5 separate regions of the Homo sapiens genome follow, and all the other regions are linked to region 1. A link is a loop called in an ENCODE intact Hi-C map of the cell type or tissue named here. Cell type or tissue: heart right ventricle. All regions are shown on one strand. Region 1 has its middle 110 kb from the start of LINC02667. Region 2 has its middle 57 kb from the start of LINC02667. Region 3 has its middle 14 kb from the start of LINC02667. Region 4 has its middle 280 kb from the start of LINC02667. Region 5 holds the start of LINC02667 (long intergenic non-protein coding RNA 2667).

The links. Hi-C counts contacts between places; a loop is a spot of excess contacts. Peaks named below come from ENCODE experiments on the same cell type or tissue, not always from the same donor. Only the 100,000 strongest peaks of a DNase experiment are listed, where the experiment ranks them.
Region 2: a loop joins it to region 1, with 3 times the contacts of the local background. A loop is called at or near these places in 3 of 110 quality-filtered maps.
Region 3: it touches region 1 in a loop (4-fold over the local background); 8 of 110 quality-filtered maps call a loop at or near these places.
Region 4: a loop joins it to region 1, with 3 times the contacts of the local background. A loop is called at or near these places in 5 of 110 quality-filtered maps.
Region 5: it touches region 1 in a loop (2.2-fold over the local background); 7 of 110 quality-filtered maps call a loop at or near these places.

Annotation. Positions count from the first base shown.
Region 1 is chr10:129,021,272-129,026,271 of GRCh38, reverse strand. No RefSeq gene overlaps it. Among named protein-coding and RNA genes, the nearest start is that of LINC02667, 110 kb to the right of the region's middle. RefSeq lists an enhancer at 3,882-4,381. In heart right ventricle, no CTCF peak of the experiment used is centred here; DNase peaks (open chromatin) are centred at 3,031 and 4,472; H3K4me3 peaks cover 304 bases; H3K27ac peaks cover 3,729 bases; H3K27me3 peaks cover 933 bases.
Region 2 is chr10:128,852,856-128,857,855 of GRCh38, reverse strand. No RefSeq gene overlaps it. Among named protein-coding and RNA genes, the nearest start is that of LINC02667, 57 kb to the left of the region's middle. In heart right ventricle, no CTCF peak of the experiment used is centred here; DNase peaks (open chromatin) are centred at 1,665, 2,073, 2,685, 3,995 and 1 weaker place; H3K27ac peaks cover 2,580 bases.
Region 3 is chr10:128,923,967-128,928,966 of GRCh38, reverse strand. No RefSeq gene overlaps it. Among named protein-coding and RNA genes, the nearest start is that of LINC02667, 14 kb to the right of the region's middle. In heart right ventricle, no CTCF peak of the experiment used is centred here; DNase peaks (open chromatin) are centred at 531, 946 and 2,106; H3K27ac peaks cover 2,140 bases; H3K27me3 peaks cover 313 bases.
Region 4 is chr10:128,629,783-128,634,782 of GRCh38, reverse strand. No RefSeq gene overlaps it. Among named protein-coding and RNA genes, the nearest start is that of LINC02667, 280 kb to the left of the region's middle. RefSeq lists an enhancer at 4,739-5,000. In heart right ventricle, CTCF peaks have their summits at 461 and 2,819; a DNase peak (open chromatin) is centred at 432; H3K27me3 peaks cover 836 bases.
Region 5 is chr10:128,912,544-128,917,543 of GRCh38, reverse strand. LINC02667 (long intergenic non-protein coding RNA 2667) reads right to left here and starts at 4,711. Exons shown (of 5, transcript NR_148990.1): 1 at 4,627-4,711; 2 at 3,139-3,171; 3 at 2,648-2,785; 4 at 2,379-2,543; 5 at 1,273-1,347. In heart right ventricle, no CTCF peak of the experiment used is centred here; DNase peaks (open chromatin) are centred at 1,035, 1,768, 2,371 and 2,663; H3K27ac peaks cover 2,253 bases; H3K27me3 peaks cover 851 bases.

The sequences.
Region 1 (5,000 bases):
TAATACCTTCGCTCCTGTTAGGAATCAGGGTACTTGGGAAACAGCCTGGAGCCATACAGCTGATTATTTCACCAAATTTGCATCTTTTCAACAGTAAGGGGGATGACTTCCACAAATGCTCCCAGGCTCCACATAGATGTTAAGTGGTTGTTTCTAGTTCCTTCCCTCTCCCTCTCTGAAGACTCACTTCCCATCCCACCCACTCCCAGCCCTGTGCTGAGCCTGCTGGTGCCGTAGGCTTGCTCAGGCCTGGCAGCCTGTCCTCAACAGCCTGTCCCCGAGGCCAGCAGCAGGCGCATTGGGCTGGATGTCCGAGCGGGGTGCTTCTGGGAAGCCCAGGCACTGAGGCTGAGCTGCTTCCCCTGGCCCTAAACCTCCGTGGCAGGAAGGTGAGCCATCCAAGTATTGAGCACTACGTCGCTGCACACACTGGCCTGCGGGTATTCCCACCATGGGATGTCTGCCTCCTGCAGCAAGTAGATCCGGCAGAGAAGTAGGGCTTGAAGAGGGAGGGGGCGGGGGTTGGAGGCTGGCGCAGGCCTGGGGCTGGCAGTCTCTGGAGGGCCCTAGTGGGGGAGGGAGCCCAGCCCTCAGAGAGGGGTCCCACCCAGGAGATTTCCCCAAGGGTCAGGCGTCTGCTCCTGACTTGTAGCTGGAACAAAGAGGGTGGGCTGTTAAAGAATAAATATTTTTTTACTGTGGTGTTGATTAAAGATAGGATAAAGTTTTGTGTTCTGAAAATGTACCTGATGTTTGCACTCATGTTCTGATGGCCTTTTGCCAGCCCCTGGCTGGTCAGTCTGGCCATGTGGCTCAGCCATGACTGCATGGCCATCCAGTGGGTCCTGGCGACCCCTGGGTGGGCTTTGCAGGAGAGAGTGTCCTGGCTGGCCAGCTCTACTTTCTAGGACCTGGCAGACTAGAAAAATGAAGTGTCCACAAGTAGCCCCTGGCCTCTCCAAGGTCCCCGTGCCTCTTCCTCACCCGAGGAAGCCTTCCCTGGCAGATCCGAGCAGAGCCAAGGACAGCCCTGCCTCCGCTCCTCCAGGTCCTTCCAGCTTCTCTAGAAGCTTGCACGGCCAGGGGCCCGCTGTGGCATCTGGTGGCTTTGCAAGGTGAGATGATGGTTGGAACTACCTGGGCTTCTCCAGCAGACGGTTTCTGGCTCTAGGATGACCATCACTGGAGCCTTGTAAGTAACCCCTGGACCTGGCCTTTGTTCTGCCAGCCGGGGGACTCTTTCTGAGAGCATCGTTCATAGGAGGCTCACATTTAGGTGTGCAGATGTGAACTTGCACGTCCCCTTCGCGCTGTGGAAAGCTACAGGAAGTTCTTCACAAGCCTTGCCTGGAAAAGTGCAGTGTTTATTGACCTAAACCATTGCACTTGAGTTTTTGTTTTCCCTTTAAAATAATACCTCAGTGGGTAAATCCCTCAGCTCTGTAATGGTTTAAAAGCCATGGTATTCTTAGTTTTTCTGGATAGCTGATTTATAACAAAATCCATTTTCTCAAAATATAACTTTTTCTGTTTTTAGTACATGCAAGTATCTATACTTTAATTTTTAAATCTGCTAAATAAAATTGGAATTATTTCCCTTTTCCTTGTCCATTGAAGTCCAAACCAAACATAGCAGCCAACCTACTCAAAAGAATTTACAAACAGAAAAACTGAATCAAACTTTTCCAAATTTCATGTTTGTTTTGTCATGATAGAACTAACAGGCTTAACTGTATCTTTCATTATAGAAAAACCCTGAAATGAAGGAAGGAGTCTAATCCTTTTTTTTCTGGAAGGCACTTCTTGACTTCTGTACTTTATCTCATCATCATGACAAGGAGAAGAATGAGATGAAAGATTATAATGAGACCCATTTCCTTGTTGAAACAACAGAGGGATAAAGTGAGGAGGAACCGGGAAGACGGAAGAGTCTCACGGAGCTGGTGAGGCCAGAATGAGGAGCGTGGGAGGAGTGTCTCCCAGGTCCAAAGGCAAGGATTCTGCACCCCAAAAAAACACAGCGTGATCACCACAGCAGCCATGGCTCTGTGGGATTCTTACATTTTCCTGATCTTGCCATATAGTTTGTTAGTCATTACAAAGTTATTTCTTTCCTTAGCTGTGAATGGGAAGTGATTGCGGATGATCTTCAACTTTCATCAGGAACGGTAAGAAAACAAAAAACAAAAGCAAAGCCCCTGGCTGCCCGGCAGGCCCTCCCTGGGGCCTCTGCTGCCTGCTTCCCACCTGCCTTTGGTGGAGTCCACAACCATCGCCTTCGATCACCTTGAACGAAATATTATGCACAAAATTTAATAGCTTCAGGACAGGTCCTTTCATATACGCCTTGAAATTCTTCTTTCATTTTCTGCATCAGTATATTTCCTTAAAAGCCATGTCGGCAGAAACAAACTGAAATATGAAAACACACACACACACACACACACACACACACACACACACACCTATTTTGCTGTTAACAACAAGGTAAGATTATCAGTTTCTTTTCTATTTAGAAAATGGATTTTATTTAACATATAAATATTTAGAATGCCCTTGGTTTAGTTCATTTAAGGAACAGCTATATATACTTATTTTATTTGTCTTTTATTTTAATCTTTGTTTTGTTTCCTTCTTTATGCGTCTGTGAAGTGTATGTGACTATATTACACAGTATTACTGTGTAGCATAATATTACTCTATTATTTACAATGTAGGCGCGTATCACTGCAATTCTGCTGCTTTGTCAGTGTGCTCAGCTGTACTAGGACAAAAATCTCATTGTACCAAAAAGCTTACACTGTTCCAAGAAGATCTGCTGGAAATTTTATTTTTTCAGATGTGCCCCCCCCAATTCTCATCCCAGTTGTAGTTTTTGGCTTACACCTCCCCACCGCCATTTAACTTCTCTGGGAACCCCATTACTTTTGTCCACACTCACACTGTGACCTGTGCTACTCAGAAATTTTTGAGATGAAGTCATTGCTGGTTTGAGTTACTGGAGAGACATTAATTCGTCCAGCTGGGCTGGCTCAAGGCGGTCCCAGTGTTAGGCCCTGACAGCCACCCTCAGTGAGAAATCCGAGCAGGGACAGGCAGGAAGGCGCATGCAGAAAGATACATACTAAAGGAGTGAATGTTGCAGAAACAGTGGATGCAAATGCAGCCAGGAGGAATGAGATAAACTCATCAGCCCTGCAAGATCTTTGTGAAAAACATCTTTCTTTTAGCCTAGGGTTTTAATGAGAAATCCTGGGAGATGATCATTTACCATAATACCAAATGGACAACATACATGTGTTAGTATATATGTATGTTTTAAGGGCTTGTCACTTTAGGACGAGTAAGGCATTCTCTTTGATAAAAGAGTGGCCTGGGTATATATTGTTTCATTGTTGGACTATGGGAATCCACACACCCTCAAATTTGTGGAGCACTTTATACTTTTCAAAGCAGTTTCTGTGCATGAATTCCCAAGAGGCTGCAGGCCTGTACCCTAGAGGGGGGAGGGGGCGGGGAGGAGGAGGAGGTGTGACCCCTCCCCGCCCCCAGGTTATAACAAGCCTGTGACCCACACACTTTACAACATAACATCCAGATGTCCAAAAACATTTTTTGTTAACTCTATGAAATTTGATAGAATGTGAAATGTGATAGTACATGAACTCACTGACATAAATTGTAAAACCGAGCCCCAAGTTCTATATGTAAAAATGCAGCCGTTTTTCCTGAAGGCTGAAACCCCCAACAAAGACCTGAGGGGTCTGGCGTGGGGGTCTGCCACCACCACCTCCTGGCTCTCCTCTCCTTTTCTCAAAGCATTCCCCTACCCAGGAGGCGCCTTTCTCTCCAAACTTCATCTTACTCACTATGAAAATTGAGGTTCCTGTGACTTTTTCACGGGCACGGAATTCATAAACGATAGAATGCTCTCGCAAACTCATGTCTTCTGTTGTTTAAAGCAAGTGCTTTTTCTGCTACATGACAGGAGGAAGAGTCCCTGTGGCCCACACCTGGCCAGACTCACCTGAACTCACCCTCCACTGCTCAGGTGGGAAGGCAGGGAGAGGTCGGAGGTGGAAGACTATTTGTTGCACTCTCTCTGTACCCACAGGCTGGGAGCTGCTGGCAGGCAGGTCTAAGCTTGGTAACCTCTGTTTGTCTCATACTGGAGGCTGAGTTCATTTTTGCTGAAAAGCTACAGCTGTTCATACTCTCTAAAGTTTACAAATCCAGAGGAATGCAGAAGTTTGGGTGATAGTACAAATGAGACTCTCTCCTGGGAGACCGTAGGGACGCGTATGCTCCTGAGAGGCGGCGGGGTTTGGGGACAAGGAAGCCCAAGCTTCACGGTCTCTCGCGCTGGTATTTGATGACAGGGCCAAAGCACAGGGCCCAGGTGCAGCCAGCGGGAGCTTGCTCCTTTTCCTCACCAGACTGGGCAAAGTTGCAGAGGCCAGCCAGGCTTGCACCAAAGTGACGGCTGTGAACACGGAGGCCTGGCTCCACCTTGTATCTCGGTTTTCTCACCAGGGGCGGGGAGAGTTAAATGAAGGCAGCCCTTTCCAGTCCAACAGCCCCTGATGTTCGTCCTGTTCATGAAAGAAAACGGAGAGTGTTTGCTGGCAGCTTAGCAACATCACTGTCGACAGGGCTCTTCCTGCCCGGCTACATTAAAAATGGCTTCCAAAATAACATTACAAGACTAGTACATGGCCATGACAGAACTTTTTAAAAATGTAAAAAATTATCAGAAACATTATAATCGGCCATAAACTCACCTCCTTTTGTTAATATTTTGGTAAATGAGCCTTTTTTTTTAACCTGGACGTTGAATTATTGATACTATTCTGTACATAGGCTTTTGTGTGCCTTTTCACCTAATGTCCAGTCACAGCTCTTCCCTATTTTGTGTAAAAACATCCTTTGTAAATGGCAAGTACTATGGCAAATGCACTGAACATAATTTATTAAGCTGATTGGATATTTTGGTGGTTTTG
Region 2 (5,000 bases), 170 kb after region 1:
ACCAAACCATGATTGAAGGCTTTCTCTGGTCTGAATTTCTTGACTAGTCCTTGGATGAGGGTGAAGAGGAAGAAAGAAAGAGGAGGTGATGAAGAAATGGGCCCTGTCCTCAAGGAGCCCACCATCCAAGGAGGTGGGTATGGAGGGTGAGCACAGTCATGTCACTTAATGACGAGAACACATTCTGAGAACTGCATCATTAGCTGATTTTGCTCTTGTGCAAACACCACAGAGTGTATTTACACACACCTCCATGGCACAGCGTACTGCACATCTATGCTATATTGTAGAGCCTAGTGCTCCTAGGCTACCAATCTGTACTGCATGTTACCATACTGAACACTGCAGGCAAATGATGAGTATGTGTATGTGTCTAAACATAGAAAAGATACAGAAAATACACAGTATAAAAAATAAAAACTGGTGCACCTGCATAGGCGCTTACCATGAGTGTAGCTTGCAGAACTGGAAGTTGCTCTAGGTGAGTCAGTCAGTGAGTGGAGAGTGTGAATTGGTGAATGTGAAGGCTTAGGACATTACTGTATACTATTGTAGACTTTATAAGCACTCTTAAGCTACATTAAATATCTAAAAAACATATTTTTCTTCAAGAAGAAGTTAACCTTAACTTACTGTAACTTTTTACTTTATAAAAGTTTTAATATTTTTAACTTTTTGACATCTTTTAGTATTTTTAACTTTTAATATTGAATTTTTTAATATTTTTAACTTATTTTTTGTAATAATCCTTCGCTTAAAACACAAACACCTTGTACAGCTGTTCAAAAATGTTTTCTTTCTTTACATTCTTGAATAAGAATATAAGAATAAGAATATAAGCTTTTTTCTATTTTTGAAATTTATACTTTTTTTTGTTAACTTTTAAAGCTTTTTTGGTGAAAAAGCAAGACAAAAATACACACATTAGCCTAGACCTACGCAGGGTCAGAATCGTCAAGATGTCACTAGGTGAAAGGAATTTTTCAACTCCATTACAATCTTATGGGGCCACTCTCATACACATGGGCTGTAGTTGACAGAAACAGTGTTATGCAGTGCGTGATTGTATAGATCTATAATGCACAGGTGAGGGACGCAGCCCAGGAGTGTGCAGCACTAGGGCATCGTTCACTCTACTGGGGGCCATTCCGGGCCTTCCAACATCATGGCGAATGAGCTGCATCTTGAAGAATGGCCACCAGCTCGGCAAGTGACACTGGTTACACTGCTCTCATCTACCTGGGCAGGAGCAGGGCAGCATCAGAAAGGCAGTGAAAAAGCAGTTCTGGGAGAAAAGTCAGAGGCGGTGTTGTGGTCATTTTCCTAAAGCTGTGGTTTTCAAAAGAATGGGAGAAAATCATCATGAGGGTGATTGCCCCCTAACAAAGGACTCTTTTCCTTTTTCAGTTTGTGACAAGTGAGAATAAGAAGACTGTCTTTGCTTACCCTTTGAGCTCCAGAAAAACACGGAGGTAGCAGAAGAGAGGATGTGGTGGCAGTGGCCATGGACAGAGGAAGGAAGGCAGGAGGAGAGAACTCTCCTGCCCAGAGCTGGGCCAGGAAATCCATGGTTGATGGTCTCAAAGGGCATGCAGGGTCAGCCAGGCTGTCCTCCAAGTCGGTGGAGGGCAGTGCTCTGCCTGCACGTCTATTTCAGGCAGCCTAACCCTTTGGCACCTGGGATCCTAGGGCAGCATCCTCAGTAGACGTTGGGCTCATGGGCTTTCTGAGCCCTTCGCCAGCACCCCACTTCCCACTTCCCAGCAGTGTTTGTGCTGAAGCCCTGGATAATGATGGTCCTTAGGGTGGGAGAAAGGAAGGTCTACAGCCTCAGCCACCTTGGGCCCAGGTATGGCTCCTGGTGCTTTGGTGAGGAAAGGGGGGTGAGCCCTCCCTTCACAGGCTCCACTGGAAAGACCCACGTACTAAGAGACCTCTGCCACTGCCCTCCGGAGAAGCACTTGGCTGCGCTGGGAGGGTCAGAAGCTCACGTCCCCTGGGTTTGGGCATGAAATCCTGTGCAAAACTGCATGAAATGTTGGTCCCAATCGCAGGCCCGTGAGTTGTGGCCATCTTGGCAGAGCGTTCCAGGACCACGGCCAAGATGCTGTGTGCGGCCCCTGTGCTCTGAAAATCCCAACCTTTAAAATCCATTCTGAAGATGTGATTTAATTAAATGCTATGTGCTTGAAACTGGTTCAAATTAGTTTATCTATTTCTGATGGCTGTTTCCCATGTGAGTACATGTATTAACCATGCAGAATGTATGAACTGTTCACAGTCTAGCATAAAATACTTTTATGCTATTTAGGATTTTAAAAAATAAATAAATAAATGAAATGACTGCCCTTAAATTGGTAAACCAATTCCAGCCACCATAAAGTCTTAAAAAAAAAAAGCCAGACGTCTTCTAAAACTCTTTTATGAGCACACATGGTGAAACTGCTGCAAATATTATTGTTTGTGAATAAAATGTAAATTAGTGCTTTTGTGTTCACCTGTAAGTTTTTCTTTAAAGCCAGAGATTGCATTTGAAACCTGCAATTCTCAACAAAAAGAGAAAAGTTCAGTGCTGATTGCTGGATATTTGGACCTCCCAGTGCAAACATTAACTGGCTGAGAGGCCCTCTGGAATGCAATGAGGGGAACAATACCGGGACAGGAGCCAAGCCCAGCAACACTGGCGCCGGGAACCGAGGGATCTGCCTCCTGGTAGTAAGAGCTGAGCACGGCCCAACACTTCTGCTAGACTGGAAATGACACACTGTGATCCTTGACTTAGCCAAAGGGATTTTAAATGGAGGGAAGAGTTGGCAAGACAAAATCTCCTGTACTTTCACAGTGTTTTCTAAAACAAGCAGAGGAAATCAGAAGAAAAGACTGAAGTCTATTACATTTGATCCAGTTAAGTCAAGAGTGGAAGCTTTTTACTGCTGTTATTATTTTTTTTGTACTTTCTCATCATGTCCCACCACCCAGAAAGCACAGACATAAAGCAGAAACTTGAAACTGCTTTCATTCCAGCAGAGGGACACCCCAACATTGCATTATTGACAGGAGGTTGGAAAACCCTGACAGCTGCAGAAATTGTACAGTTGAAGTTCAATTCCCCGGAGTGGGAACGATATACTGATGGTATTAATTCTGTTTGGAATTGTTAAAATAAGAAAAGGTTATGGGGCTGAGGAAGGGACCTGCCATTTCTTCCTGCGAACAAAGGCATACGTTGTATCTTCCCTGGTGTCCTTGGAGTGTCATTTCCAACCTTTTGAAACTGTATCTGATTATCCATGTGGCAATTAATCATAATTAAGCAGGCCTGAGGTTTGGAGAGGTACAAAGAAGGTGGTTAAGAGCTGGCTTGGGTCCTGAGAAACCCCTTTCCCCATTTTGAGCTGCAGAGCCTCTTGTTCTGGAATGATGAGAAAATGCTAAAAGGCAGAGGGAGGCCAGGCAAGGAGGGCTGGTGTAGAAATTTGCAGGGGTGGGGGCCAGGCACAAGTTTCCTTCTGGTACCCTTTCCTTTCTCTGGTGATTGCAGCTCTTCACCAAGATCCAGTACATTGGAAGCCAGGTAACGAATTACCTTTCTAATGCCAAGTGATTTGGATCCATTCTTACAAACCAGATTTTTTCAATTTATTACAGGAAAACATTCAATCATTATACACTGGCGCTGGGTCTGGGGCACATGGAATTCTCCTCTCTCTTCTCCACCCCCAATGAGCATTTTAAAGGCTTAGAAAGCCCAGAATGCCGTCTTATTAAAATTTTTTTATATATTTATAATTAAAATACGGGGCTGGCATTCAAATCGTTTTAGCAGATGTAATCGGACACGCAAGGCTTCCCCCAGCCCAGGTCAGGCGAGAAACAATGGTTGCTTTAACTCCGGACTTCGGCTCGGGTTTCTGTTTGCACATGGGCCCAATTTGTACCATTTATGATTAGGTTTAAGTAAGTTGATGTGCTATTTATTTAGGAGAACTGCCGTTTCAGAATATTGCCATATTCCCCCAACTACCACATTGCCATGTGGCTGTGGCCTGTCCTGCCGGTGATGGGGCTGTTACCATACAGACCGTAGCCCTGGCTCCTCACTGCCAACACTGCCCAAGTACGTGGCTTTCTGGGTGACCTTCCAAGGTTGCTAGGTGGGTGGTTGGTGTGTTGTGTTTACAGAGGGAACTACAGCATGAATGCTAGACACTAAGACTGTATGTGCAGCTGGCGGACAAAAAGGAAGAGCGGAAGTCACTCGGAAACGCACATCATCCACTCCTACACCATCCACTGGCATCCCTGAGGTGCAGTTCCAGGTGGACCCAGCAGCCAGAGAGCCTTGTGCCTATAGGGCCCCCAGGATGCTAACTTCTACCCTGAAAGGCAGGGGAAAGTTGGTCCCAGAGGGCAAGGGCTTCACTCAATGGTTCCTTGCTTTTTCATGCCATATTAAACTTGGAAGTTTGATGGTATCAAGTAGTGCAAACCAAGATGACCCATTTCCTTTACTACCCTCCTGATAAGTGATACACTGTATTCAACTTAACTTCAAAGGGTGATGAGCCAGCAGCTCCTTAGCAGCCTGCCACCTGCCAAGAGGAGTTAGCATTCCCACACCTGGCGTCCTTTCCTGGAGAGAGTCCCTTCCCTGTGTTCTAAGTTGGCCCCTCAGGCATTTCCAGCCACCAGTTCTTGCTCCTGGACTGGATGCTGGTCTGTCCTGACTCCCTGCCCCACGAATGTCCTTCCTGTGTTCGTGCCTGGACTCAAGCTCTTCCCGGGGGGGTGCACCTCCTTCCTTGCTACAGGCCCACCTCCAAATCCAGACATCTTTCCTTGAAAGGTTTCCCAAATGCATCTGACCTTGACCTCTAGAGGGTGGCTGATCTCAGCCTACTTTTCCCTGAAGCTGCGGAGATGACCTCTGGCGACAGTGGATGTTGCAGAGAGGACATCCACACACCTGCTCATTTACCCCATGAGTGAGGTCATCATCA
Region 3 (5,000 bases), 97 kb after region 1:
TTTTCTAGTAGTGGCAAGGAATCCACATCCTCTCATTGAATCTTCTGTAGGGATAACTTCTGTCCTGGTGGCCGTGGGACCCACACGGTCTTGCTCTCTAGCAGAGAGGAGAGATTTGTACCTGGAAGAGTTAATGAGGTGTCCACTGTAGGAACAGGGTATTGGGGTTCAAGGGGACAAGAGCAGACCCACCTGGGACGTGAGACAGACTGAAGGCGGAGGGCCTCGCAGATGGTGGAAGAGGGAAGGGCATCTGTGTGAGATGCGGCCAGCATGGGCCAGAGACTGGGGGAAGGGGAGGCGGGAAGTGGGCGTTCTGTTCAACACAGTGGTTCAGAACTCAAAAGCGGTGTTTCAAAGAAAGTCCTCAGTCCTTGCGGTGTGTGTGCCGCGTGCAGGAGCAAGACGCTGCCATCCCACGATGACGTTTCGCTCAGTTCATGCATGTCCTCGGAGGTGCCGTGTGTCTGTTCCAGCTTGTGCGGCGAAGGAAGATCTGCTCACCTCCAGGCACCATCCCGGAGTCCGCGATCTGGTGCGCGGTGCGTGCTCATTTGTTACGGCTGAAACTTTCTGCAAAGAGCATTTCAGGGCAGCACCCCTCCCGGTGATGGGGCCCCCGGCCCCGCACTTTCTGAGAACCAAGGGCGGTCTCAGAGAGTGCAGGTCCTGTCGCTCTAGGCCCTGCCGTGCCCAGAAAGAGGCCAGCGTTTTACTCCAGACGAATGATTTCAATACCATGTTGGAACAGTGCTCCTCACTCAAAGATTTCTGTCCCCACCGCTCGGCGGCTCACTCAATCACCTTCACCGTGAGAAAGCTCCGGAGCCTGGATACCTGTGGACACAGGTGAGGAGCCGGTGACACTGCCATATGTGCCCCCCAGCTGGCCTGGGGGCTCCGCGCTCCCTGGGCTGAGTTTGCCTCCGAGGGCTGGGCTGATCCCGCCCCCTTGGCCTGCCGTAGGCGGTCCTCAGCTCTCTAACCTCGGGGCAGCTGGGCCGGGCTGGAGCGTGGAGGATGGAAGCGGAAAAACCCTTCAATCCTGGACAGAAACAATCCCCTAAAGACAAGCCCAACTACAAAACCAGTCTAGAAGGAAAACCCGTCTTGTTTAAGGAAACGTGAGAGCTTTTTCCTATTGCAAAGCCAGCTCGATTCCCTCTCCTTTTCATTTATTGGTGACTTTAACAAATGTTTTAAACCAAATTTAGAACAGCTGGTTTTCCAGAAACTGCTGGAACATAAAGAAAATGCTTCGTTTGGTGCCATACCCAAATAAACAGGGGTTTAAACCTCAAGCTCTGACGAAGTCTGGCCTCTGGTGGCTCTGGTTACCGAAAAATTGGCCTTTGTTCAAGGTGGATGGTGTATACCTTGCCAGATTGAAATACCTCATGTGTATTTCGCAATGAGTGCAATTGAATTAATAGATACTGCCTCTCTAAGACCCAGGTGATTTTCCTATAATGTGACATGGACAGAGGAATTAAAAACACCATGGGTGGAAAGTCTGTGTCACTTGTCCAGGTTTTCAGACAAGGGCAGACCACTTACACGTTCTTCTCTGGAAAAAAAAAAAATCTCACCTTCCTACATGGTATAATGATGGGCTTTGTTTTTTAAAATCTGTGTCTGGTATATATGTTCTTTTTGTCTTTCAGCCGTATCACATTTCCTTTCTTCCTCATCATCTGAAACTGGCTTCCGGAATTAAAACAAACAAACAAAAGCTTCCCAGATTGTCAACATTTTAACTCTGGAGGAGAACTCCATGCATCTGAAGCACCCCCTTCTTAGTGCCGGAGAAGGTGGAGCTATTCATCACTTCTGTTTTTTATTAAAATAAAATAAAATTTAAAAAAACCTAGCCTGCAATCAGAAGAGGGAAAGGATTTCCCCCCAAATATGACTCTGATGGTTTAATTCTGGTTTCTATTCCCCTAGCAGCACTTACTTGTTAATATGCCAGATATCAGGGAGCAGGGATCACTGAAAACATGTTTATGAACGTATTAAACTCCGCGTCAGGACCCAGGGCCAACGATCCCCTGGACAGCAGGACCGAGGCTGCTAAATGAAGTCCACAGGCCGCAGGCCAGACCTACCCCGCAGCAGCACAGAGCGGGGGCTGGAGATAAAGCACGAGTCAGAAGCTCAGCAGAAGCATTTCAAATGCCCACTTAAAATCAACACGGGAGTGTGATCTCATGGAGCCTGGGCTCCATGGCTTAGAAAATATAGACCGTGTGGGCCAGGCACGGTGGCTCACGCCTGAAATCCCAGCCCTTTGGGAGGCTGAGGCGGGCCGATCACAAGGTCAGGAGATCGAGACCATCCTAGCTAACATGGTGAAACACCGTCTCTACTAAAAAAAATACAAAAAATTAGACAGGCTCACTCCAGCCTGGGTAACAGAGTGAGACTCTGTCTCAAAAAAAGAAAGAAAGAAAGAAAGAAAATATAGACCGTGTGATGCAGCCTGGTGTGGGCACCCAGGGTTGCTTGTGTTAGGCCACATCTGTGGCTACAGAGGTACCTGAGCAAAACTCAGAAACGGCCACCAGAATGCTGGCTTTGACTGCAGGGGACTGAAATTACTGCAGTGAGGTGAGATTTCCCTGAGAAGTGTTGTCCTTTTACTAAAGCATAAAAGAAAATCTCTGAACCCAAATGCCTTGCATATTAGCCCCTTCTCATGCTACTAATAAAGACATATCCCAGACTGGGGAATTTATAAAGGGAAAGAGGTTTAATGGACTCACAGTTCCACATGGCTGGGGAGACCTCACAATCATGGTGAAAGGCAAAAGGCACGTCTTACATGGTGGCAGGCAAGAGAGAATGAGAACTAAGCAAAAGGGGAAACCCCTTATAAAACCATCAGATCTAGTGAGACTGATTCACTACCATGAGAACAGTATGGGGGAAACCACCCCCATTATTTGATTATCTCTCACTGGGTCTCTCCCCTAACACGAGGGAATTCTGGGAGCTACAGTTCAAGATGAGATTTGGATGAGGACACAAACAAACCATATCAGCTTGACTTTGTAAAGAGTCCACTACTTTGACATTTTAGCTTTCCTTAAGGAGCAATAATTTTGCTTGGCTAACAGATCTCTTTCACAGTGTGGTAAGGACTCGAATTTTGAACAGAGCCAGACAGGCCATTTGCAAACAGAACCATCTGCAAATGGGCCCAAGTTACTCCCAGCACAAGTGAGTGGTTTGCCTTGGTGGCCCATACAGTCTCCTCTAAGTAGGGGACTCTGGCACATCTATAGTTTATGCTTATTCACCTGCTTTAATCAGTTTAGTGCTCCCAAATGTCCCAGTTCAGAAGATCAGTCATAAGGCCACCCTGGCTATGAGGCATCTCCATGTGTGCGAAAACACTGGCTCACTTGCTGGGCTGGCACTGGGCTGGGGACATGAACGTGAGGACTGAATGTAAGGGAGAAACACTGGTGACTGTCACTGGCAGTGGGAATGCAAAGCACTGAGCACCTCAAGGTCCTTAGTTAGCCTTCTCAACTTCTGTTGCTGGTGGAGTCTGAGGTGGCCCGAGTTTTCAGCTGGAAAATTGCATAAGCCACTTTAAAGAGCTTTGAGTCAGATGTGGAAACCTAGACTCAAGATGAGCTTTGAGTCTAACTGCTGTGTCCTCAGGACCCTTACTGGAGCCAAGGAATGCGTGAGAAGTGCCTCTGGGCCCAGCCAGAAGAAAGGTATGGAGTCTGAGCTGTGCCTTCCTGAGAATAACCTGTTCCTGGCCTCTGAGTTCTGCCTGCTGTGGGGATATGACATGCTGTATCCAGGAACCAGTGGAAGGCAGCTGGGCTGGAGAGCTAGCACTGATGGGTGAGCAGCCTCCTCCGGCTATTCCTGCAGGCAACATCCAGGCCAGGCAACACCCAGGCCAGGCAACGGCAATAATCGGGACACAGAGAGAGCCCAAGGGATTCAGTGACTGACAAGCAACCAGCTGGGGGCACCTCATCTCCTTGGCTGGGGAATGATCTTGACCACATGAAATAGAAGTGTATTGGGATGCTTATAGGTGAGACGAGATTCAGAAGCAGTCGTACCTCCTCTATGCAAACCAGTTGGCCTATGGAATGTCTAGCTGCCTTCCATCCTTCTAGATATGGTCAGCAGCAGCAACTTGTATGTCCCCAGTTCTAGGCACCCAACTCTGGAGAAACAGGTTTCAATACTAAACAACAGGAGACAGGTTTGATAGTAATTTCAAACCCACCTACCCACAATAAACAGGTGACACTGGTCACCAAACACTTCAATCACACTTCCGTCAGCAAAATATTACCCTCGGTGTGAGTATATGGATGTGCTTTTAAGTAGATAGATGATAGATAGATAGATAGATAGATAGATAGATAGATAGATAGATGATAGATAGATGATAGATAGATGATAGATAATAGATAGATGATAGACAATAGATAGATGATAGATAGATGATAGATGATAGATGATAGATGATAGATAGATGATAGATAGATAGATGATAGATAGATGATAGATAGATTATAGATAGATGATAGATTATAGATAGATAGATGATAGATGATAGATGATAGATAGATGATAGATAGATATAGATAGATAGTTAGATGATAGATAGATGATAGATAGATAGATAGATGATAGATGATAGATAGACAGATAAACAGATAGATAGATATTAGTAGATATGTCTTGTATGGTATGCTTTATAAAACATACACAAAATACAAATTCTAAAACCATGAGTTGCAAAAATTATAAATAGAAATTTTAATGTTTTCTTCCCATACCCATTGAAGCTTCTTCACCCCGCACTTGGAGACTGCTGTTCCAGAGCACAGAGGTCTGAGTTTTGAGCTGGCCATACCAATCTCAGTGTGACAATGGGAAGCTGCTGGTGCCCCCTTCCCCGTCTCCAGGCCTCTGTTTCCCTGTCTGTGAATTGAAATGATTGAGAAGAGAGTAGATCT
Region 4 (5,000 bases), 390 kb after region 1:
AGAGCCAGTGGAGATATTGAGCTATCACCAGAATCAGGGCATATTTTGAAAGTAGATGAAATAAAAATGTTTAAGAGTATATATATGCGTATTAAGAAGAAAGAAAAACTGAGAATATTTGCCGGGTTTTCTACCTGAGAAATTGGGTAGATGGAGCTGCTATTTATTGAGAAAGGGAGAAGCTGAGGTGGAGGGATTAGACTGGGGAAATCTACAGTTCTGTCATCATCCTAAGTTTGAGATGCCTGTTAAATGAAGACGATGAACAGGAAACTGAAGAAATAAATCTCATCCAAGAGTCTAGGCTAGGCTGGAGATTGAAAAGCAACAGCACGTTTGAAATCATCAGAGCACAGAGGAGGCTCAATGCCATGAGACTGGGTGGGATACATCAGAAGAAACAAGTATGTGGAGAAGAGGACCCAGGACAGATTGCTGGAGAGCTCCGCTCTGTGGAAGTTCATGGAGAAGCAAGCAATAACAAAAGGGAATAAGAATGAGCCACAAAAATGCAGAAAAACTGAGAGAGGTGGTTGCAAAAATACCAAAAGCAAACATTTCAAGAAAGAGGGAGTGATAACCACTTTGCCTGCTGCCAATTGATCAAATCAGAAGAAAACCATTCAGCTGGCCTGGGCAAGTTGACAATGAAAGAACCATTTCAACGAGCTGTTGGGGAGGAATCTCTGGAGTGGCCAGGGAGCGGCTAGGCATGAGGAAGTGGAGAAAGCGAGCAGGAGCCACCTTTTGTGTTGTGCATTTTGTCTGGAGTCTCACAAGCACCAAAGAAAGATGTGCACAAAGAATCTGTGAGCCCCATTGGAACCATGAAACTGCTTGACCCTCTGCTTGTCCTTTGCAATGCATTCTCCATTCTGTACATTGAGAGAAGATGTCAAATATGATAACTGGAAAGTGGAACACCTGAAAATTAAAATTATGTGGAATTTGGGGCCAGTTCCTTGCTTACTAAACATCTCCTTTTTTTGTAGATTAACTGAATTCAACTCTCCAAATCACACAGCAGCTGTAGCCTGAGATGTGGCTTTCTAAAACAAACATCCCAAGGTCCCAAGAAACTGTTTTTTTCTAAATGTCTGAAGCCTAAAAACAAATACAGAATCATTACAAAACTTGTTTTTGATTAGAAAAGTAATATACGTTAAGTAATTAATCAAGAATCAAGAAAGACAAAAATAGAAAGTCAACCTATAATCTATTTTTCATTAGCCACTTTGTCTCATTTTCCAGAAGCAACTACTGTCAACAGTTCATTTTGTACCTATAAGCATATCCTTTAGTTTTTATACAAATAAGATAATATTAAACACACTGCGTTTTAGTTTGCTTTCACTAAACAAATACTGCAAATATCATTCCATGTCATCACATGGAGATCTGCCTCAACCTTTCTGATGGCCTTTCATTTTCTGATTTATGTATATATTATATTTTATTTAAACAGTCCCTGATCAATTTCATTTTGTTCCTTTACTTGAATGTTTTCCCTTCTAACAAACCATTCTTCAGTGAACATATCTCTTGGTGTTTTTGTAAACCTATCTATAGGTTAAGTTCTTTGCAATGGACATGTTTCTCAAATCTTGACAGATATTGCCAAATTGCCTTCAAAACCATTTTTCCAGTTTATATTTTCACCTATAGAGTATAAGAGCACCGCTGTTTCCTCATCCTTGCCCACATGTATATGGTCAATTACATTCATGGCCTCAATTTGTTCCCTTCCCTGGGCCACGTCCTTGGTTAGGTGACTTTGCAGAGTCCCTCCTTCTACTGGTTGAGGTTTCACTGCAGACTTGCTTCGGCATACTGGGGCAAGCCTTCAACAGCAATGAACCCAGCACGGTCCCTCCGGGCGGGAGAGCCCCAGGCCCCTGCACATGCTGCTGATGGAGCAGGATCCAGGTAGACACCCTGGGACAATCAGAGAGACCTGCTGAGTTCCCCTCAGGTCCCATTCTGCTGGCAACTGACATTTCCGCCAGGTGGTCCCCTGTCCTAAGTGGAGTCCCCAGGCCTGGAACTCTCCTGCTTTCCTTTGGCCACCTGCCGAAAACCAGACCCCAGCCACCTGCTTATTCTCCCCACTTAAATGGACTCGCTGTCCAGCACCTTTGCTCTGCCTCTTAGAGCAGCATCAGGCAGATGGCAGAGACAGCCAGGAGCCCATGGTCACGGCTCATCCGATGGAAACATGGGTTCTAGCTTGGGACTACGGCTCCCTTTTGGCCTCCCTCCCGTTTCTCCAGGCCATATTTCAGAGGAGAGCAGAGCCTGAGGAGCCAGCACCTCCTCCCTGTCCCTCCCCTGCCCACTCCTGCATCTGCTTTCCTTCTACCTGCTCCGCACCCTCCCTGGGCCCTTAGCTGGACTTGGATGCCAGCCAGAGTTTGGATGTCTGGCACCCCGGGCTGGGAGGAGGGGGAGGCCAGGGAGCACCTAGGGCCTATAATTTCAGCAGGCACTCACTCCCAACCTCCTTAAATTTTGCAACCTAGGCACCTCACTGCCTGCACCCTAGTCCTGACCTTGCTGATGTGCAAAATGTATTTTTAAACGTCCTCCACTTTTCCGTGTTTCTCTGAAACCCTCTGATGCCCACAGAAGTTTTCTTGTCATTCGCCGCAATCGTAGATGCACCGAGACCAGCCTTTCGAAACAGGAGCAAGGACTGTCTGTGCAAAAATATTTTACCCTCAGTACCAAACATAGCTAACTGCAAATTAGTTACGAAAGGGAGAAAACCCTGAAATTATTTTCTGCGTTTAGTAACTCAAAAACAGTAATAAGAAAACTCCCCCTACAGACGCTTTGTGGTTACTGCAAAGTAAACAGATAAATGTCCTGCAAAATATTTGCTCATCTATCAAGACCATCTAGTGTTTTCATTCGACTTCTTAAAAACAAAGCCCCTTCATTATGGCATCCAGCAACTCCGTTTCCCTGGGGAGATGAATAAGGCAGCAGAAGCACCTCTCCCTTCCCCAGTCCCTCTGGCCACGGCTGCCGAATTCAACAGCAACGCTAAAGGGGCTTTTTTTTTTGCAAAGAGCTGAAAATTATCCAGTACATTTTTATTCTCATTCTCATAAATTCACTAAGTAGAAGAACAAATTTTAATAGGGAAATATTTGATTCCTCCCAACTTGAAGATGAGGAGTGAAACACTGTGAAATGCCACATAAAAATCAGGTGTCGCCAAGTCCTCGTCGACCTTGGGAACCAACACATAATCGATAAACAAGTAAAAGGACCATCGCTTGGCTGGAATCCAAAACCGAACTTCTTACCTCTCTTTTTCCCAGAGCTGCTCTACTCTTGTCATCACCTTAAAATTCTGACACCAGCTTGTGTTTTAAGCAATGGTTGTTTAAATATTAGGTTCCAAATTAGAAGAAAAGCCTGCCAGAAAATAACTTCAAATTAAATAAAATGATGTTTTATGGGAATCCCTCCCAGCCTTGCCCAGGTAAGAAATGCACCCTCTCCACTGTTGTCCTGGGAACCATACATGAATTCAGCTGTCTGGTTATGGCTCTGGGTAGAACAGGAAGTCCATGCTGTGGCTATCCCACGGGGTATAGGAGGTGGGTGGAGGGGTAACCTCCCCATCACAAAAGAGTATTGTTTCCTTCTGGTATGCTTGTTACTTTACAATTACGTATATTATGAGCCCGAAGGTTGAAAGAGCTCTTGCTTTTTGTTAACGTGTTCTCAAACCACTAATTATTTCCTCCTGTCTTGAGGTGCTAAATACATAAACACATGGAGCCCTCAGCTTAAAAAATTAGGGCTTGGCTTTTCTTCCAGATGAATCAGCGTGAAGGATGATTCCTTCAGTCTCCATCCTACACACACTATGACCACACGCTAAACCATGCAGCAGAGAGAACAGAACCCCGCCGGGCTGGGCTGCCAGGTTGCTAGTGTCAGAAGTTCTGAGCACACACCGAGGCCGCGTGGAGACCCGCTCTCTCCTTAGAGTAGTTCACGGGGAGTGTATTAATCTGTTCTCATGCAGCTAATGAAGATATACTTGAGACTGAGTAATTTATAAAGGAAAGAGGTTTAATTGACTCACAGTTCAGCAGGGCTACGGAAGCCTCAGGAAACTTACAATCATGGCAGAGGGAAAGCAAACACGTCCCTCTTCATACGGCAGCAGGAGGCAAAAGTGCCCAGCGAAGTGGGGGATGAGCTCCTTATAAAACCATCAGATCTCGTGAGAACTCATTCACTATCCTGAGAACAGGATGGGGGAAACGGCCATCATGATTCGATTATCTTCACCTGGTCTCTCCCATGACCTGTGGGGATGATGGGAACTACAATTCAAGATGAGATTTGGGTGGGGACACAGGCAAACAATATCAAGGAATTTGAGCGAGGTCCCTTCCAGCACCTTTGAATTGACAGTGTTTGAGCACCTGCTGCCTAGTCTTAAAGTGTGAATTTGGCCACATGACAACACATTTTGATAAATAAAAACACGGGCTTCATAAATCTTGTATGGACATGAGACATGTAAAAATATTTTTTCCATTTGGTTAAATGAACATTTTCATCTGCAGAGAGAGGCTTTATAAATTCTAAAGCTCAGTAGCCATGTGGCCTAAATTACATTAATGTTTAAGTTATTCAATAGCAAATGTCTACACTTCACAGTTAATTTCGGGATGTCCCCAGAATCTGTCCTATCTTCTCTGTGATGTAGGCAAGGTGAGATTAAGCTGGCTGACTTCGTTGAAGGAAAACAAGAAACCAGCCTCTGCCTCTCGGGTCCCTGAGTCAGGCCCTGGTTCCTGGACAGAGTGGGCGGGCCTTGGATGCTGATAATTGAAGGCGGCACCTCCGGAGGAGACGGTGACTCCTGCAAAGACGTCTGGTGGGAGTCCAGTCTTATAGAGAGGTGAGGGCCCTGCCAGCCCACGGCCCCAGGATGTCAGTCACTCAGCTGTTTCTCTTCTCAGACAGGCAGG
Region 5 (5,000 bases), 110 kb after region 1:
TCTCAGTGAGTTTCACAGGAGTCTTCCACGTTGCCACACCTGTCCTTGCCCCGTGGCACTGTCGGAGTATGCCACTCACTTCTTTCTCATCCTGACAATGCCTTCAGCCAGAAGGCAAATCAGCAGTGACCCGGCAGCTTCAAGAAGATCAGACTGAGGAGGCAGAACCAGGCACTTCCCTGGGCTCCCCTCGTCCCTCACTCACTCAGGGATGGAGGTTTCTATCCACCTGCAACGTTGTCACCTAACATTTTTCTGGTGGAGGCACTGCAACGGTCAGCAGAGCCCCCAGGACTCCTCTGGAGTCGGGCTGGGTTGAGGTGTCTCTTCCAGGATGACGCAGGCTGAGGAAGAAAAGAGCATCCTGCAGAACAAAGAGGACAGACACAACCAGAAGCACTCAGGGTTCACAGGGGCACCTCTGGAAAGCTCTCTCACCAAAGCAGCACCACCTGTGACCCTGCTCTCCAGGCAACCGGGTCGGGAGCATACCCAGCCAAGCCTCCAGAAACCTCTATCACCCTCTGCCTAACCCCCTTCCCTGGTCAATGTCCAAGTCTATGGATTCCTGAGAATTCTCAGGGTGGCGCCCTCCTGCTGCGGCCTGCAGCCTCCCTGCTTCAGTGACTTGCCACTTTCTCACTGGGTTTTCTCTTCCTTCTGGGCCTTTTTCCTGCTACCTCACCTGTTTCTCCCTTTTCCCTCTGCCAGTGGAGAGACCCCAGACAGAAATCTGGATCTGTTGCGGCCATAGCTGAGCAGCAATGGGTTGCTCCCCATTGCCCAGAGGGGGAACTCAGAAGATGAAGTTCAAACTGCTAAGACTGACTAAGGTCACCCAAAGGTCCCCAGATGTCCAGCTTCCTGGAGGCTCCCTTTGCTTTAAGAAAAAAAAAAAAATTGGACTGAAATGTTGCAGAAAGTCCAGTTTCCTTCCTGAGGACTTTCAGGGGTCGCTAGGGAGGCTGACATTTCCTGTCCATCTTTCACTCTTCACGGCTGTTGTGGACCTTGCAACATGGTCCTTCTTGCTGCTGAAGGCTATGGGCCTATGTCCAGCCACTAAACGCACACAAGCATTGGGACGCAGCATTTAACACACTTGACTGAATAGTTAGGAATGAGATAAAGGAATGCTAATTCTGAAAGGGGGAAAAAACAGACTTAAGATTATACATCTGGTTCCAGAACCATAGGATGCTCTGTCCATCTGTGCCCTTTTCTGGAAAGTCTCATGCCTAGAAGGGAAAGATGATGAGGCGGAGGCAGCAATTTGGGATCCTGTGTTGGCAGAGGCGTTGTAACTGTTTATTGGGGTGATATGCGACTGGCTTCAGGGTGGAGAGCCTGGAGAGTGGAGAAAGGCTGTGCTAGAACTCAGAATCCTGAGGTCAGGTTCCAGGTGCTAAGTTGCATGGCAAATGTGCCTCATTCATGTTTCTCTAACCTCCATTTCCTTATCTGAGAAATGGGAATAAAAATTCTGGCCTTACTTACTTCCCAGGGTTATGAGAATCAAATGAGAAAACACAGGCAGCTGTCAAAATATAAAAGTAGAGTATCTGCATTCACCAATTCCTTAAGGAAATGGGGGCAGAGTTGAAGGGCAGGCCAGACCCCCGTCCATGCAGACTTCACAATTCAATCCCGAGACCACAATGTGTCTAAAACATTATGAATTTAGGAAATGCCTTTTCAATATGGTGAAGAAAATAGGAGGGCCCCGGCGGCGGTAAAGCCCAGAAGAGCTGCAGCCGCTTCCGATGAAAAGCAAACCAGGGGAGAGCGTCCCACAGCGGCCCTGGCTTTGGAAACAGCCACAGCACAGAAGATGACAGCCGCCTCTGGGCTTTCACAGCTTGGGGGAATTGGAAGACTTTACTAGGACCCAGAAAACCTACTTGGTCTGGAGCATGAAGCATGGTTGGGTGGGTAACCAGGAAGGAATCTCTCCTTGCTCCCCTGTGGCCTGCCGGGGAGGCTCCCCATATGGATAAATGCACCCAGAAACCTTCTCAGGAGAGGAGCTGTAAGGGGGTCAGTGAGGCGCATGTTTTTAGGGTGACCCCTAGACCTGCGGCTGGTGACATCAGAGACCTGCTGGCTGGCAGCAGCAGCCCTGGGACAAAAACAAATGCCACCCAGCCACAGCCACAGCCAGCAAGTGGGAGCAGCGGAAGGCTGAAGAGCTGGAGGCACAGGCTGCTCCCAAGGGACAGGGACAGGCTCCACAGCCACTGTGTGACCAGGGCCCAGGTGCCTGCCACGGCCCCCAAACAGCTGAGCTACAAAGCGTGTCTCTGAAAGGAGCCCTTCCTGGAGAGAGGAGACGCGTGCATTCTTCTTTGCTTGCCCGGTGTGTTCAAGGTGCCCCGTACCTCTTTTTCCTAGGACTCCATGCCAACGAAGAATGCTGACTTGCTGCCAAGGCCCACAGGAACATTCTCCACCAGGTTGAACAACAGGAAGGCCAACTTGAACCCCGACAACTTCATAAGAGTTTCTTACAGACATGCCTCTTGGTTCCAGATAAGGTCTCCTTCCTACTGGAAATATTTATTAGCAATCTGCCAAGGAACTGGAGATTGTTCCTTAGACAGGAACTTGGCATGTCTTGGGGTGTGTCTCTGTTCCAGCCCAGAAACACCTCCAGGTGGGGATGATGACGCCACCAAGCTGGTCATCTGTAGAAGCCTCCCCACATCCTGAGGCTCTGAGCGGAGCCTGTGCCGGGCTTTCTCTGTGCTGCCGTCCCAGCCACCGCCTGCTGCTCCGGGAGATGACACTGGCAAAGATGAACGGGGGATAAAAATAGCAGGCTCAGGAATAGACTTCATTAAGCATTCGATTGTCTTTGCCCCAGATGATATTCCTGGGAATTTTGCTTCAAATTATTTTGCACTATATTTTAAAGCAAAAACAAAAACAAACCTGAAACTCATCCCAACCGATGGCTACTGGCCGACTTCTGTTTTTTTAATTCTGTATCAAATGAAAGGGCTTGAATTCCAAATGGGTTTGCAGTCAGCTTTATTTACAAATCAATTTTAAAATGGGGATATTTTGTTCCCAAATATGAATGAACTACTTAGAGCTTGAAAAATCAGAAACAAAACCCACATAGCCTGTGATACTCACTGTGTAGTCCAGCATGAAGGTCGTATAAGTTGACTTTAAATTCAAGGAAAATATGCTCCAGTTAGGATCAGTCATATGCATGTTTTAGGGCCGTTTCGCTTTTCTTTAAACTTTGCACTGTTCCCTGCCCTCTTGTTCTCATACCCACTCAAGTTCCCATCTCCACATTAAAATGAGACTTTCAGAAACTGTTCAAGAAGTAGCTTTTCCTATAGAAACTGTCAGCCTCTTTGCTCTTGTGAAGTTTCGGGTGCAACTGATTGAAAGGAAGCGTGCAAAAAAGGCTACCCACATTGTTTTGGAACAGAGAACCCAGAAGCCCCCATGGCTTGTCTCTAAGACAGCATCCACCTGCCCCGTTCTCCCTCTACTCTTGGACGGTCTGCCTATGGGAACTGCTGCATTCTGCCTCCAACACGTCCTCCTCCGAGAGGGCTTCTCTTTCTTCATCCTTTTCTGTCTTTGTGCTTTTGCCACAGGCTGGCCTTGTACTCTCTCTCCAGCCTGGAGGGCAGGTTCAAAGACTTTCTCTTTACATTTCACTTAGCAAGAATATGTCTTAAAAGCTTAACACACATTCATGCCTCCCCAGAACAATTAAATTCGCTGTTGGCAGTGTCCCCCACAAGCTAGAAGGGACTAAGATTCAAGTTAAAACCTATACACTTCTCCTAGCAATTAAATGGGGTAACTGAGAACTGGGTGGGTGTTTTTCCTTTCAAATTGAGAGCGTGTGAAACCCAAGGCTGAGCTGGGAAGAACTGGAGGCCTGGGCACATGAGCCTCTTGTGACGCACTGCCATTGAGCTTCTTTGAACCTCTGTCTCTTCATCTTTAGAAGAGGTATAGATATACCCATCAGCCCTTCTCTCAAGCCAGTTACAAGGACTGAAATGGCCTCATCTTTCTCACTGTCCCTATTCTTCACAATGTTATTAGAAATGATCTAAAGTCAAATGGGAAATTTACTGATAGTGGTTTCCTGTGAAACCAACTAAAGACGGTCAAAACAACCACCTCTCTGCAACATCTGAACAAAGACCTCATGCTATCATCACTCCTGCAAGCTTCTTTCTACAGACAGGGCAGCCCCAACCTAACCTCGTAGGATATTTTTGCTTTATCCACTACAAGAGAAGGCCTCAAACCCAGCAGCCATTCATAGGAACTTCCGTCCTTCTGTTGCACAGCTGAAGCAATGCCTTCATTTCTAGAGAGGTGCAGAGTCTGAAGCCCAGAGAGTGGGTGCAGCTCACCCAAGGTTATACAGCCAGTCAGCTGCAGGGGAGGGAGTTACAAGCAGTCAGGCCAGCTCAGGCAAGCCTCTCACTGGTGGAAGATCATATCCCAGCATAGAGGCTGGGCGTGGAGCTCCCTGATTGACATGTTACAAGGACAGGTGTGAGGGTCTGAGTCCCATCACCTGTCAGGGAGCAGAACGAGGGTTCTGTCCTCCTCCTTCCTAATTTGTTTTATCCTCACAGTCACCTTCTGGGGACAGCCTGAACTTCCCCAGCACCCTCCAGCCTTCCGCCTGGCTTTTAAGACTCTCAGTATTTAGGTTGGAGCATCTTCTGCTGTTCAACAACTGGGAATAAGTATGAGCATTCCAAGGGAGTGGTTTCCATGGCAACAACAACCTCATGGAACGTTTCAGAACTTTTACCTCCTACTCATAGTACTGCAGAAATTCAGAAAGCATAAGGCATAAAGATGAGTGCTAATTATCTGACCTGAATTTGCTGTGGTGGGCAGAAGAAAGACAAGTGCAATGCAGTCTGGCAGGCATTCCTCATTGGCACAGATTCAAATTACTTTCTGGAAGTGAATCATTGTCATATTATTATAATTTTCTGTTAGAG